Regions from separate parts of the Homo sapiens genome. Here region 2 is linked to region 1. Evidence: read pairs that join two places in POLR2A ChIA-PET (ENCODE). Cell type or tissue: OCI-LY7. All regions are shown on one strand. Links, peaks and the distances in the headings refer to the core of each region. The heading gives the core; the rest is flanking DNA.

What was found. ChIA-PET counts read pairs that join two places held together with the same protein. Peaks named below come from ENCODE experiments on the same cell type or tissue, not always from the same donor. Only the 100,000 strongest peaks of a DNase experiment are listed, where the experiment ranks them.
Region 2: POLR2A ChIA-PET joins it to region 1 with 5 read pairs; 7 of 35 experiments call an interaction of 5 or more read pairs at or near these places.

Annotation. Positions count from the first base shown.
Region 1 is chr17:31,531,645-31,538,582 of GRCh38, forward strand. It overlaps RAB11FIP4 (RAB11 family interacting protein 4), which reads left to right. Exons shown (of 15, transcript NM_032932.6): 15 at 1-6,567. The coding sequence ends at 88. It overlaps MIR4724 (microRNA 4724), which reads left to right and starts at 3,239; the gene lies at 3,239-3,327. RefSeq lists enhancers at 3,867-4,166, 6,746-6,815. In OCI-LY7, for the core only: CTCF peaks have their summits at 2,151, 2,351 and 4,139; DNase peaks (open chromatin) are centred at 2,167 and 4,237; H3K4me3 peaks cover 1,514 bases; H3K27ac peaks cover 3,220 bases.
Region 2 is chr17:31,871,540-31,878,477 of GRCh38, forward strand. UTP6 (UTP6 small subunit processome component) reads right to left here. Exons shown (of 19, transcript NM_018428.3): 13 at 6,711-6,788; 14 at 3,695-3,874; 15 at 2,134-2,214; 16 at 1,839-1,948. Among named protein-coding and RNA genes, the nearest start is that of COPRS, 16 kb to the left of the region's middle. In OCI-LY7, for the core only: no CTCF peak of the experiment used is centred there; no DNase peak of the experiment used is centred there.

The sequences.
Region 1 (6,938 bases), core at 1,896-5,895:
GATCAACTTCCGGCTGAGGCAGTACATGGACAAGATTATCCTCGCCATCCTGGACCACAATCCCTCCATCCTCGAGATCAAACACTAAGGCACGGGGCTGGCTGCAGAGCAGCCTTAGGACCCTGGGACCAAGGGCAGACCCTGCCCAAGGATGCAGGCCTAAGCCGGGCCTCACACTCACACTGTAAATGTCTCTCTGGCCACCATGCGTTACGTGTACCCGTGTATATGTGGGGAGGCTGTGCACACGAGCGAGGGGTGAGTGGCCGTGGCTGTGGGCAGCATCCACACGGTTAGCCGTGCATGCACTTTGTGGCCCCTTTGCAAGGGGCAGAGGGTACTGGAAGTGGGAGGAGGCAAGGTCTGCTATCAGGAGTTACTGTAAAAACAAGAACTGGAAGCTCGTGTTTCCGGTACTGGGTAAAATGATTCTACCTCTGGGGATAAGGATTCACATTCGCTCTAGTACGATGGGCTCTTTCACCCCACTCCTAGTCCCCTTGGGAGTGGGAGCAAAATTGTGATCTTTCCTAGGAGTTTGAATGCCCCATATTTGTGTCCTCGCCAGCTCTTTGGCCACCTTTCAAGCCCCAGTGTTCAAGCTCAGAGAGGATGAAGGGGCATCTGGAGGGTCCATGAGATGGGGCCCTCACCAAATGCCTTGGCCACCGGCCAGCAGCCCTCTGTGATGTGTGTGCAGAGTGAACAGAGGACTCAGGTTTCATAGCAGCTAGTGCGGGGCATCCTCATCCTGTACCTATAGAGTTCGTGCACTCCCCCATCCATGCTACCTACCTCCCCGTTTCTGTTTCAGTTTTAAGACAATGAAGCAGCATTCACTGCGTCATTGTAACATGAAGGGATAAAAATGAAGGAGAAGGAGGGTTTGGGATGGGTGTCTAAGGCAGGAGTTGACATCGGGCAACCAAAGAAATGAGTTTTGGGGAGGAACACAACTCCCATCCCAGTCAGTTTCCTTCCCATGGCTGCATCTTAAGATGGATGCACGGAGAAACCGTCTGCCTGGCTCCCTGTCTTCATTCTCCACGCAGCCTGGTGATGGCAGGCCTGGGTTTGGATTTCAGAATCCTAGCTCCGGGCTCCACTCGTGTGGCAGCAAGACTGCTTCGTTCCAGCGTTTAGAAACACACCTGTATTTGATTCTCAGCCAGGGGAGCACTCGCTGCACTGGTGGGAGGCGGTTGGGAAAGTTGCAGGAAAACCTTAGTCTTCCATCCTTCTGACCCATGGTGGAAATTCACACCATGGATTTTTAATGGATCTTTGTTCTAGGCAGCTGGGAATAGACATGGTACTTACCTTAGAGTTTTCCAATTTATCTCAATTTTATATGGCTTGTGATTCATTTTCTTAATCCAAATATATATAAACGTGTGTGGTCTTATTCTTCCCCCTGCAGTTTCTTGCTTTCTTCAGCACATCTTATAGTATGAGAAGGAAGGTTTGGGCATGTTGGGAAGGGCGGTGGAGGGGGAGTTGCAGAAAGAGAGGGCAGTGAGGGTGAGGAGAGGGGATCTGGGGACTTGGGTGTGACACCTGCTTGACAGAGGCAGGGCTGTGGCCAGGACCAACCTTCAATTCCATTCCAATCAGCCTTTGCATTTGTTGGATCTCGTGGCTTCTTTTTAATCTTTTGTTGGGGATTAGTTTCATGCTGCACATAATGGGGTTGCACTGGTCTGACCCAGGACTTTGGAGCCACCCACACTGGGAAGACTAGGCTAGGCAGTCGGTCTTCTAGGAGTTTCTCAGCCCCTTAGGACGCGGGTCTCCTTGGGCTCCCCCAAGGGTTCTGCGAAGAGGCAGTGGAAGAAGGCATGAGGAGAGGGTCTCTTGAGAATTTGCCAATAGGAAGGAGTGGCCACGGCTGAAAGGAACAAGACAGATCCTGACATAGCTTTGGCCTGGGTGTTAGGTCAGAAGGAGTACTGGTGCGTGGGGGCCTTACCCCAGGGTTGAGTATTTTATCTGTAAAATGTTATCTGCCCTTTGGCTGCATTGGAATTTCAGAGAAGGCTGCAGAGGCCTGGGTTACACAGCCTGAGTCACAACGTGGGAAGGAATCTCTGCCACGGGAAAGGTGGGCGGAAGCAGCTGGCAGCCTGGGGCGTGCTTCAGGCTCCTCCCTCTAAGGGGCGCCATGGGAACAGGCTCCGGAGGGAGCCGGCGTCTGAAAGGCCCCCGGGACCTGCTGCAGTGCCAGAGGGGCCTCTGGAGCAGGCCTGGCTTTTAAATGGGGGGCTGAATTCCAGCTCACACACACCTCAAGTCCAACCTTACTTTCTTCAGCCAGAATACATTTCTTGTAAAACCTGGCTTGTTGCTTGGCTTTTAAAGATGGTGTATGTTTGTAAAAATATTCTTCTGGGCTCAAAAGCTAGCTTGAGGGGGCAGATGCCCCAGGTGTCCCAGCTCCACAGCCCCTGGCAGATCCCAGACCCCTTGGTGGCAGGTCCCAGAGCCTAGGTGGTAGGAGCTTGATCTTTGTTTCTGCCCTTACCCCTCAGTAGTGGGGCTGCGAGGTAGTAGACAGGATGCCCAGTTAAGTTTGAATTTCAGATAGAAAATAATTTTAGAATAAATATGTTCTATCTAATACATGGGACAGATGTTATTTTTAGAGATAGGATCTTGCTCTGTTGCCCAGGCTGGAGTGTAGTGGTATGATCATAGCTCACCACAACCTTGAACTCCCAGGCTCAAGCGATCCTCCCGCCTTAACTGCCTGAGTAGCTGGGACTACAGGCATGCACCACCACGCCCAGCTAATTTTTCTTATTTTTTGTAGAGACAGGGTCTCACTGTGTTGCCTCACTCGAGCTGCTGACCTCAAGTGATCCTCCCACCTCAGCCTGCCAAAGCACTGGGATTACAGGCATGAGCCACCATGCCTGGCCAGGACATATTTGAAATGGGGAGATTTTAAAAATTCTGATGATTAGACTGAATCCTCAGACGTTCTGGTTTGATTGTTGTGGGTGTAGCCCAGGCATGGGATTTTTTAAAGAGCTGCTCAGGTAATTCCAATTTAATTGCGTGTCCTACTTGGGTTTTTTGTTTGTTTTTATTGTTTTTGCTAAACCTGGCAACCCTACCGAGTAGGGATTAGCAGTAACTTATCTGAAATTTAGAGGTGTTTTGGGGGTGGGGCGAGGGTTTCTGTAGTAGACTCAGATTTTACATGGCCCTGAGCTGCCCTTGCGTTCAGTTGGAAGCCACGCAAAATGAACTGAACCAGGAGTGAGCTTCGTGTACATTATCTATTAGAAAATGAAGTACCTTCTGGTTCAGCTAGTCCCTGTGCGTTGAGAGGCTTTAAGAAACTTCTAGTAAAAATGTTTTTTTCTTTTAGCTTTGAATTGGCCAGAGTTTATCCTAGATTATTTTATTTTAAATTGGTAGAATTCTTTGCGAACTGTCACAGAGAAATTCCTTTTCATGACTTTATTTCTGACCTATTAAAACATGAACAGGCCAGGCATGGTGGCTCACGCCTGTAATCCTAGCACTTGGGAGGCAGTGGCAGGCGGATCACTTGAGCTCAGGAGTCCTAAACCAGCCTGGGCAACATAGTGATACCTTGTCTCTACCAAAAGTTAAAAAAAAAAAAAAAAAAGCTCAAGAACCTGCACGAGGGCCTAAAACAGTGGGCTCAGCTTTGGCTGTGCATTGGAATCACCTGGGGAGATTTGTAAGCTTCTGCTGTCTGGGCTGAACCCCCAGAGGTTCGGATTGAATTGGTGTGGGGTGTGGTCCAGGCATCGAGATGTGTAAAGACCTCCCCAGGTGATGATATGCAGTCCGAGGTTGAGACTGCCCTGTCCTGCAAGGTCGTTGGCCAGAGGTAGAGGAAACTGGTCAAAGTGGCTGTTGGGCTTGTCAAGCCCGTGGCTGAATGACAGTGAGCTCTCTTGCTGGGAGGGTTCCTTTTCCTGTTGTTGAATGGTCCTGGCCTGCAGGATGGGAGGCCAGATGCCTTCAGGAGCTGGTGGATCCAGCTGTTCTCACCAGCCTGGAGGTTAGCAGACCAGAGTGGGTGGGCAGGACCTTGGCCTGGTGCCCCTGGAATCAGTGGGTGGCATGTGTTGGGATATACTGGCTACAGGCTCATCTCAAAGAGCAGGTAGAACAGAGTCAGCAGGGAACTGACAGGTGGGGCTGTCCCCCTGAAAGCAGCCGCAGAAACAGCTGCCACCTATTTGCATAGCTGAGCAGGAGGACATACTGTCTTTGTGGGTTTTGCTTCTGGTCTGTTTCCTGACTGGGTTGATAAAGGGAGTCCCAGCTCGTTCCCTGTTAGCCAAACCAGCATCCTACTCACACACCGGACACTCCAGGTGCTAGTCCACTGGTGCTGGTGTTCAGGGGAGTTGGGGGGGGGGGGCGCGGGGACAGAAGCGCGGGTTCTTGGTTCCAATGAGGGACTTAGCAGAAGCCTCCAGGGGCCAGCAGGGCCAGGTGAAACTGGGAGAAATGAAGCCCTCTGTGTCCTGTGTGTGTGGTGGGGTTTAATGCATTAGCAAATTTAAACTTAAAAACTAACTCTAGGCCGGGCACGGTGGCTCACACCTGTAATCCCAGCACTTTGGGAGGCCAAGGCAGGTGGATTGCCTGAGCTCAGGAGTTCGAGACCAGCCTGGACAACATGGTGAAACTCTTGTCTTTATTTTTTTAAAAAAACAAAAAGTAACTTTCGATGTGATCATACCAGGAAAGTTTTGCGTGGTCACCATGCCAAGAAAATGACTTTGGTTGCCCAGCAGATCCACAGCGACTCTTTCTCAAGGGCTACTGTGGATTCTAGATTGAGGAAAGGGGCCACTTAGGACTCAGTGCTGGTATCCTCCACAGTCCTTTCTCCCAGACTCTGGCCCTCCCTTTGGGACCCAGGAAATCCCCTCTAGGGTGACGCTGCTGGCTAGGAAGACTGAGGTCTGCTGCGCCAAGGGGCCTCAAGTTAGAAGGGCCATGCCGTCAGTGGATGACTTTGAGCGCTGATCCTAGGGACCTGCCAGGTCCTCACTTCCTGCCCTGGGTGCACACATGAATGGGGCAGCCAGCAGGAAGCGGGAGAGGCTGGAACCAGGAGCCTGCCCTACCTGCATGGCAGGACAACTCTGAGGCCCTTCTGCCATATTCTCTGCTACCCACCAGAGAAAATAGGCTGCCTTCTAGAAAGATTTGTTTCTAAAAGCGTAGACCCTGGGGAAGTATAATGTCACCATGCTCACCAGGCGAGGTTTCCCATATGACCTCCCTGCCCCGACCTCGTAGGTTGCTCCTTTCCCCATCTGTAAGGTAGAGATGTCTGCCCCGGAGCTACCAGCTGGGGATGGCATCCAGGCCATGTCTCCTGCAGGATCCAAGTGCTGTTGTCCCCAGGGTGACCCTGCCTCCTGCTGGGGCCCATCCGCTTTGCTGTGCTGCACAGGCTGTTTTCATCTGCATGGTTTGGGGTCTTTGTCCTTGTGCCTTTTCTTCCCCATCGCCACTGTACAGGATTTTCCACATTGCCCACTGCCTCCTTTTCTACATCGTCTCATCTCCCTGGCCTTTCCCGAGCCCTGTAAATGTGTACTTTTTCAACGTGCCTCCCCCAGGTGAGGCCAGCTCTCCCGGGCACATTCGTCCACAAGGATCAGGCCCCACTTACCCTTGGCTCGCTCAGCCTGTAGACTTGGTAACTTTGTACAGAATCTTTCATTATTGTCTTAAGCATGGGGGGCTAGGACCCACTTAGTCCCTCCTCCAGCCTGCAGCTAATTTAGGAGCCTTGCATTCCAGAAAAGGGCAACTTTGTGTAAAGCAGCTTCTCCCACAGAGCTTTCCCTGCATTGTTAGTGATGTCGGGCAAAGCATCACTCTTTAACCTGGGGCATTGGCCCCAGCAGGGATATCATGGGACCGCAGCCGCTCCGTGCACTGTCTCTGCCCCCAGAGGAAGCCCTGTCCATGGTTCCTGGTGCACGGCCACAGGCCTGCCTTGAGGCCACCACATCTGGTGTCTAGAACAGCTGCGGGCCCCACTTGGGCAGAAGGAAGAGGTGCTAGCTGCTGCCCCTGCCTGCTGTGAACACCTGCCCAGCCCTTCCTTGTCTGCTGAGGTGCTCAGACCAGAGTGCCATTAAATACCAACTGATGTCACGGAGCGGACGGTGCATTGCCAAGGACTCACAGCTGTGGGCTCCCTTCCAGCTCCTCCCACTTTCTTGGCTGGGTCTTCTGAGGCCTACGTGGAATGAACTACACATGTGGCCTCATGCCCAAGGGTTTGTTAGATGGCCTCTGACTCTGTGGGATTCAACTTGACTTTTTTGCCCCAGGAGGCTCTGTCTGGAAACAGGCTTAGCTTTAGTGCTGGGGTGGGACCTGCCCTGTGGGCCCCAGGGAGGGGACAGTGGGGGTGAGGCCCTGAGGCTGTCCAGGGTCTGAGCTCTTTGCCTCCAACCTGCTTCTGCCCCAAAAGGAACAGGCTGTTGGTGGCAGGCTCCTCCCGGGGAGCTGTACTGTACAGACCAAGGTGTAAATAAACAGTTTGCTCTTCTCGCCTGACTGAACCATGAGTTTCTGTGGTTGGGGGAGGGTGGGCAGAAGAGGCCTGGTTCCAGGGCTCACAGGGACAGATGGTCTCCCTTAAAAAGAGCAACCCCCCTGCCCCCCACCAAGTTTGTGGTTCCCAGGGTGGCTGGTGCTGTCCCCCAGGGGCAGGGTGGAGTGGGGCGGTGTCACTCTTCAGTCCCTAGGGGAGAAGACGTGGATCCCAGAAGCCTCTTTAATGCCACCATTCCAGCCACAGGGCTATGATGTTTGGAAACTTTGTCCTTTGTGTGGCTATGTTCTTTCCCACTGAGGTCTTCCTAGGGGTCCAGTGGGGTCCCAGTGCCATGCTCCCTCCATGTCCGCCGCTGTGGCTCCCC
Region 2 (6,938 bases), core at 1,252-5,251, 340 kb after region 1:
AAGGTCAAGATCAGTTTAAGCAACAAGGCGAGACCCTGACTCTGCAAAAAAATTTAAGAATTAGCGGGGCATCGCCAGGCATGGTAGCTCATGCCTGTAATCCCAGCATTTTGGGAGGCTGAGCTGGGCAGATTGCTTGGGCCCAGGAGTTCAAGACCAGCCTGGGCAACACAGTGAAACCCCATCTCTACTAAAAATAAAAAATTACCTGGGTGTGGTGGCACACACCTGTAGTCCCAGCTACTTGGGAAGCTAACGCACAAGAATCACTTGAACCAGGAAGGCAGAGTTTGCAGTGAGCCAAGATGGCGCCATTACACTCAGCCTGGGCAACAGAGCAAGACTCTGTCTCAAAGAAAAAAAAAATATTTAGGCCGGGCACAGTGGCTCACACCTGTAATCCCAACACTTAGGGAGGCCGAGGCGGGCAGGTCACCAGAGGTCAGGAGTTCGAGACCAGCCTAGCCAACATGGCAAAAACCCTTATCTACTAAAAATATAAAAAATTAGCCGGGCGTCGTGGCACATGCCTGTAATCCCAGCTACTCAGGAGGCTGAGGCAGGAGAATCGCTTGAACCCGGGAGGCAGAAGTTGCAGTGAGCCGAGACTGTACCACTGCACTCCAGCCTGGGCAACACAGTGAGACTCCATCTCAAAAAAAAAAAGAAATTTTTTTTAAATCATAAATAAAATTACAGTTATACTATAATCTCAACTACATAAAAACAAATTTTAAAATTATGTGTTAACAGTAATTTTTCCTTCGATGATGTAATAAATTATCATGGTTATGTTTTCCCCCACCACAATGAACTGCTTTTATTGTTCAAAAAAAAGAAAAAGAAGGCCAGGCATGGTGGCTTACACTTATAATCCTAGCACTTTGGGAGGCTGAGGCAGGAGGACTGCTTGAGCCCAGGAGTTTGAGACCAGGCTGAACAATGTTGTGAGACTCAGTCTCTACCAAAAAAAAAAAATGTTTTAAGTTAGCTGGACATGGTGGTACATGCCTGTAGACCCAGACATTTGGGAGGCTGAGGTGGGCGGACTGCTTGAGCCCAGAAGGTCAAGGCTTCGGTGAACCATGATTGTGCCACTACACTCTAACCTAGGTGACAGAGCGAGAACCTGTCTCAAAAAAGAAAAGGAAACATTACTTTTTGAAAAAGTTCACTGGAGGCCAAATGCACTGGCTCATGCCTGTAATCCCAGCACTTTGAGAGGCCAAGACAAGCAAATCACTTGAGATCAGCAGTTCGAGACCAGCCTGGCCAACATGATGAAACCGTCTCTACTAAATTACAAAATTAGCCGGGCGTGGTGTCACACATCTGTAATCCCAGCTATTCAGGAGGCTAAGGCGGGAGAATCACTGTCTCAAAAAAACAAAAAAAAAACAAAAAAAAAGGAAAATGAAACAGTGTATTGGGTCAGGTGTGGTGCCTCATGCCTGTAATCCCTGCACTTTGGGAGGCTGAGGTGGGCAGATCACCTGAGGTTAGGAGTTTGAGACCAGCCTGGCCAACATGGTGAAACCTTGTCTTTAAAATCTAAAATTTAAAAATTAGCCAGGCGTGGTGGCAGGTGCCTGTAATCCTAGCTACTCGGGAAGCCGAGGCAGGAGAATCACTTGAACGCAGGAGGCGGAGATTGCAGTGAGCAGAGATTGTGCCACTGCACTCCAGCCTGGGCAACAGAGCAAGACTCCATCTTAAAAAAAAAGAAAAAGTGTATCAGATTACTCCCTCAGATGCTATCTGTGATTCAAATAATCTGGGTATGAGCGGCTGAGCATGGGGTAGAGGGACTAGTAACAACTATGAACGTCTGTGAGTACCTTTTAAACACAGCTCTGGCCTTTTTGTAGCCACCACTTCGATAAGCCCAATCCAGGTACTTATTCTTCAGGGTTACTGAGTCGGCACCTATGACAGCTAAGAGAGCTTTCTACAATTTAAAAGAAAAAAGAAAGAAGCTATGTGAGAAAACTTATAGATACCAAAACAGATTTTCCCAGAACCACCTGAGGCCACTCCATAGTGCTTTAGGCGCACCTGCAACACTAGAGCTGACCAACCAGGGAACCTTCTGCCATTCCCCACACCACAAGACTTGGAACACGGAGCCTATACCTTAAAGACTGCCTCAGTGTCTTCTTGGCTTTTGGCACCTTCACTCCACTCTGCCCAGGAAATCCACAATGGCAGACAAACCTACTCCCAGTTTAAAAAATGTTAGTTAGAGAACAGCATATAACAAAACATCGCATGTACCCTATAAATATGTAAAATATTATGTATCAATTTTTTTATGCTATAAAATGACAGTTTAGTCCTATGCTCTGAAAACTAGTTAAAAAGGCAGGTTCCTCCTAAGATAATCAACATGTAAAATAGGGATTCATTCCCAAACAGTCCTCATTGTGACAGAATTCTCATTGCCCAGCAGGAATGGCACTCCAGAACACAGCCAGCCTTCTGACCAAGTCACTCAGAGCAACACTCTTCTGTGAATTTTAGTTCCTTTCTATTGGGAAATATTTCATGTAGTTATCATCAATCATCTTTTAGTTAAGTAAGTAATTAACAGCCCACACAGTTAGACCCACAGCTACCCAGGTCATGTCTCTGCTGTCTAAGACCCACAACACAAGAACTAATTAATCTAGGCTGAACTATCTGATCTTCATTCATGTCCCAGAGGTACGTACAAATGAGCAGCAAAAGCGAGGCATGGTGGCGCACATTTGCAATCCCAGCACTTTAAAGACGGAGGCAGGCGGATCACTTGAGGCCAGGAGTTCAAGACCAGCCTGGCCAACATGGCAAAACCCTGTCTCTACTAAAAATACAAAAATTAGCTGGGCATGGTGGTGGGCACTTCTTATCCCAGCTACTTGGGAGGCTGAGACAGGAGAATCGCTTGAACCTGGGAGGTGGAGGTTGCAGTGAGCCAAGTTTGCACCACTGCACTCCAGCCTGGGCAACAGAACAAGACTTCATCTCAAAAAAAAGGAAAAACCACCAAATGAGCAGTAGTTTTTTTCCTACTTTATCTTCTGGAATACGTTTTACCTACTAATATAAAAAATTCACTGCAAAGTGAATCTGGCCATACACCGTGGCTCACGCCTGTAATCTCAGCACTTTGGGAGGCCAAGGCGGGCAGATCACTTGAGGCTAGGAGTTCCAGACCAGCCTGGCCAACATGGAGATATCCTGTCTCTACTAAAATAGAAAATATTAGTCAGGTGTGATGGCATGCGCCTGTAGTCCCAGCTACTCGGGAGGCTGAGGCAGGAGAATTGCCTGAACCCGGGAGGCAGAGATTGCAGTGAGCTGAGATCACGCCACTGCACTCCAGCCTGGACAACAGAGCGAGACTCCATCTTAAAAAAAAAAAAAAAAAAGGTTGGGCTTATATTCAGCAAGTGACATTAATATTCTACTGGTATTTCTAACTTTATAAGATATCTAAATAGAATAGGAAGTTTTATTTAATTTGGTTAACTTTCAAATAAAGGATATTAAATAGAAGCAAATTCTTCTACTCTTAACCTATGAACCATCACCACTGAATAGCAAATGCCACTCTAGAGTTGGCTCTCAATAGACAAGTACATTCCAAATGAGCCTTGGCTAGTCTTAAAAGGTTTCCCAAATATAATGAATACAAAAGATCCAGCTCACTGACCTGGGGTTTCAGGTGCACAAAGGCTTCTTCAAAAAGCATGGCTATGTCAGGGCTCTTTGACTCGATCAGCACCTGCAGCTTCAGCTGCCACATTGTCCCAGAGTCTCTAAACAATTCAGTTCCAGCTACTGCCACTTCCAGAGCTTCCCTCAGGAAGTTATAACACAGCAACGAAACACTCTAGACAAGATGAAGGATGACTGGAAAATTAATTACTGAAACCCAAACAATCTATGTAAATGTAAACCTATGCCTCATTTGAGGCAAGAATTTCACCAACCTTTCCACTACAATTTAAAATAAAAAAGAGGCCAGGTGTGGTGGCTCACACCTGTAACCCCAGCACTTTGGGAGGCCCAGGCGGGCACATCACGAGCTCAGGAGATCAAGACCATCCCGGCCAACATGGTGAAACCCCGTCTCTACTAAAAACACAAAAATTAGCTGGGTGTGGTGGTATGCATCTGTAATCCCAGCTACTCGGAAGGCTGAGGCAGAAGAATCGCTTGAATCCAGGAGGTGGAGATTGCAGTGAGCTGAGATCACACCACTGCACTCCAACCTCGGCGACAGAGCAACTCTATCTCAAAAAAAAAAAAAAAAAAGAAAAGAAATGAGCTATGTGATAACTTATAGGTATCAAAACAAATTTTCCATGGCTGTTAAACAGGCACGAAGTGAACAATTTAGAATTTCTCCTATTTTCACTGCTCCTACCCATGAGGGTTATCCAAAAACAGGGAAGACGTAAAAACCAGAGAACCTAAAGAATTTAGACTGTAAGTTAGGTTTTTTTGTTTTTCTTTTTCTTTTTTTTGGAGACAGAGTTTTGCTCTGTAACCCAGCCTGGAGTACAGTGGCGCAATGATCTCGGCTCACTGCAACCTCCAACTCCTGGGTTCAAGCAATTCTCCTCCCTCAGCCTCCCGAGTAGCTGGGACGACAGGCGCCCATCGCCACGCCTGGTTAATTTTTTGTATTTTAGTAGAAATGGGGTTTCACCATGTTGGCCAGGCTGGTCTTAAACTCCTGACCTCAGATGATCCACCCACCTCGGCCTCCCAAAGTGCTGGGATTACAGGCGTGAGCCACCATGCCCAGCATATAAGTTTTTAATAAAACAGTTCACAGCCAGGCATGGTGGCTCACGCCTGTAATCCCAGCACTTTGGGAGGCTGAGGCAGGCAGATCACCTAAGGTCGGGAGTTCAAGACCAGCCTGACCAACATGGAGAAACCCTGTCACTACTAAAAATACAAAATTAGCCAGGCGTGGTGGTGCATGCTTGTAATTCCGGCTACTCGGGAGGCTGAGTCAGGAGAATTGCTTGAACCCAGGAGGCGGAGGTTGAGGTGAGCCAAGATCATGCCATTGCACTCCAGCCTGGGCAACAAGAGCGAAACTCCGTCTCAAAAAAATAATAAATAAATAAAAACAAAACAGTTCACTATGCCAGAACACATGCTCACCAAACAGAGGATGAAAATTAACAAATAGGCTGCGCTCAGTGGCTCACGCCTGTAATCCCAGCACTTTGGGAGGCCAAGGCAGGCAGATCACCTGAGGTCAAGAGCTCAAGACCAGCTTAGCCAACATGGTGAAACCTTGTTTCTACTAAAAATACAAAAATTAGCTAGGTGTGTTGGTGCACGCCTGTAATCCCAGCTACTCGGGAGGATGAGTTGGGAGAATCACTTAAACCTGGGAGGAGGAAGTTGCAGTGGGCCAAGATCATGCCACTACACTCCAGGCTGGGTGACAGAGCAAGACTCTGTCTCCAAAAAAATTTTAAAAATCAATAAACAAAAATCAATCCACAAAATCAGTATTTGTGGAGTGTCAAGGAAACAGGTATATTCAAACAGAGTTGGACATAACATAAACTAAAGCAAATTTTTCTGAAATTCAATTTGACAGTTTGTAGCAAGAGTCATGAAAGTGCTCAACGCTTCAATTTGGGACTTCTACATTAACAAATATGGTCCAAAAAATACATGAATGAAAGGAAATTTTACCTGTTCAAAATGCTTATACCTACATTATTTGAAAAAGAGAAAAAACCTAAAAACAATCCAATTGTACAAATTTGTGAAAAATTAAATGACAGTATATAATCAGTACATTCAGCAAGCATTTTTATTGCACACTATATGTGCTAGATTCAATAGTGAACAAATCAGATGCATTCCCTACCACCCATAGAGCCTCCAGTCTAAGAGACAAAACGGTTTGATATGTTTCTTCCGACAGAAGATGAATCATCTAGGCTGGGCACAGTGGCTCACGCCTGAAAGACCAAGTTAGAAAGCCAGGCACGGCCAGGAGCAGTGGATCATGCCTGTAATCTCAGCACTTTGGGAGGCTGAGGCAGTCAGATCGCTTGAGGTCAGGAGCTCAAGACCAGCCTGGCCAACATAGTGAAACTCTGTCCCTACTAAAAATACAAAAATTTGGCCAGGCATGATGGCTCATGCCTTAGTCCCAGCACTTTGGGAGGCCGAGGCAGGGGGATCACTTGAGGTCAGAAGTTAGAGACCAGCCCAGCCAAGATGGTGAAATCCCGTCTCTACCAAAAATACAAAAATTAGCTGGGCGTGGTGGCATGCACCTGTGATCCCAGCTACTTGGGAGGCTAAGGCACAAGAATCACTTGAACCCAAGAGGCAGAGGATGCAGTGAGCTGAGATCGCGCCACTGTGCTCCAGCCTGGGCAACAGAGTGAAACTCCGTCTCAAAAAAAAAAAAAAAAAAGGAATGGGTGGACAAACAAAATAAACCCAAATCATGACTCTTGTTCTAAGTGCTTTTCACTGTATAATACTCCTCCCTTTGCTAGTACAGATTTCATTTTTTGCATAGGCCAAATACTGGGAAACACATATAAACACACTTCACATACCGAACTCCCAAGTGGCCTTCATCTTAAGACTATATATATTTAAAACATGACTCTGGCACAAAACAACTGGAATAAGGTATTTGTAACTGGCACAGAATATTTTCTCTATGTTCTTACCAACTGCTTGTATTGGCATTCTGACAGAAGCTTCAGTTCATGTGCCTTCCTGAATACAGTCATGGTTCTTTCCAACCTCTGAAAACAGAAAAATCCCTCAGTTCATTACAAAGATCCCAGCAGGGGCCTCTGGCCTCTGACATGAACAAAAGCAGTTTTGCGCATTTCTTAAAATTCAAAGAAGCTGACTTGCTCCTGCATGGTGGTTTCACTTATGAATAGATGCAA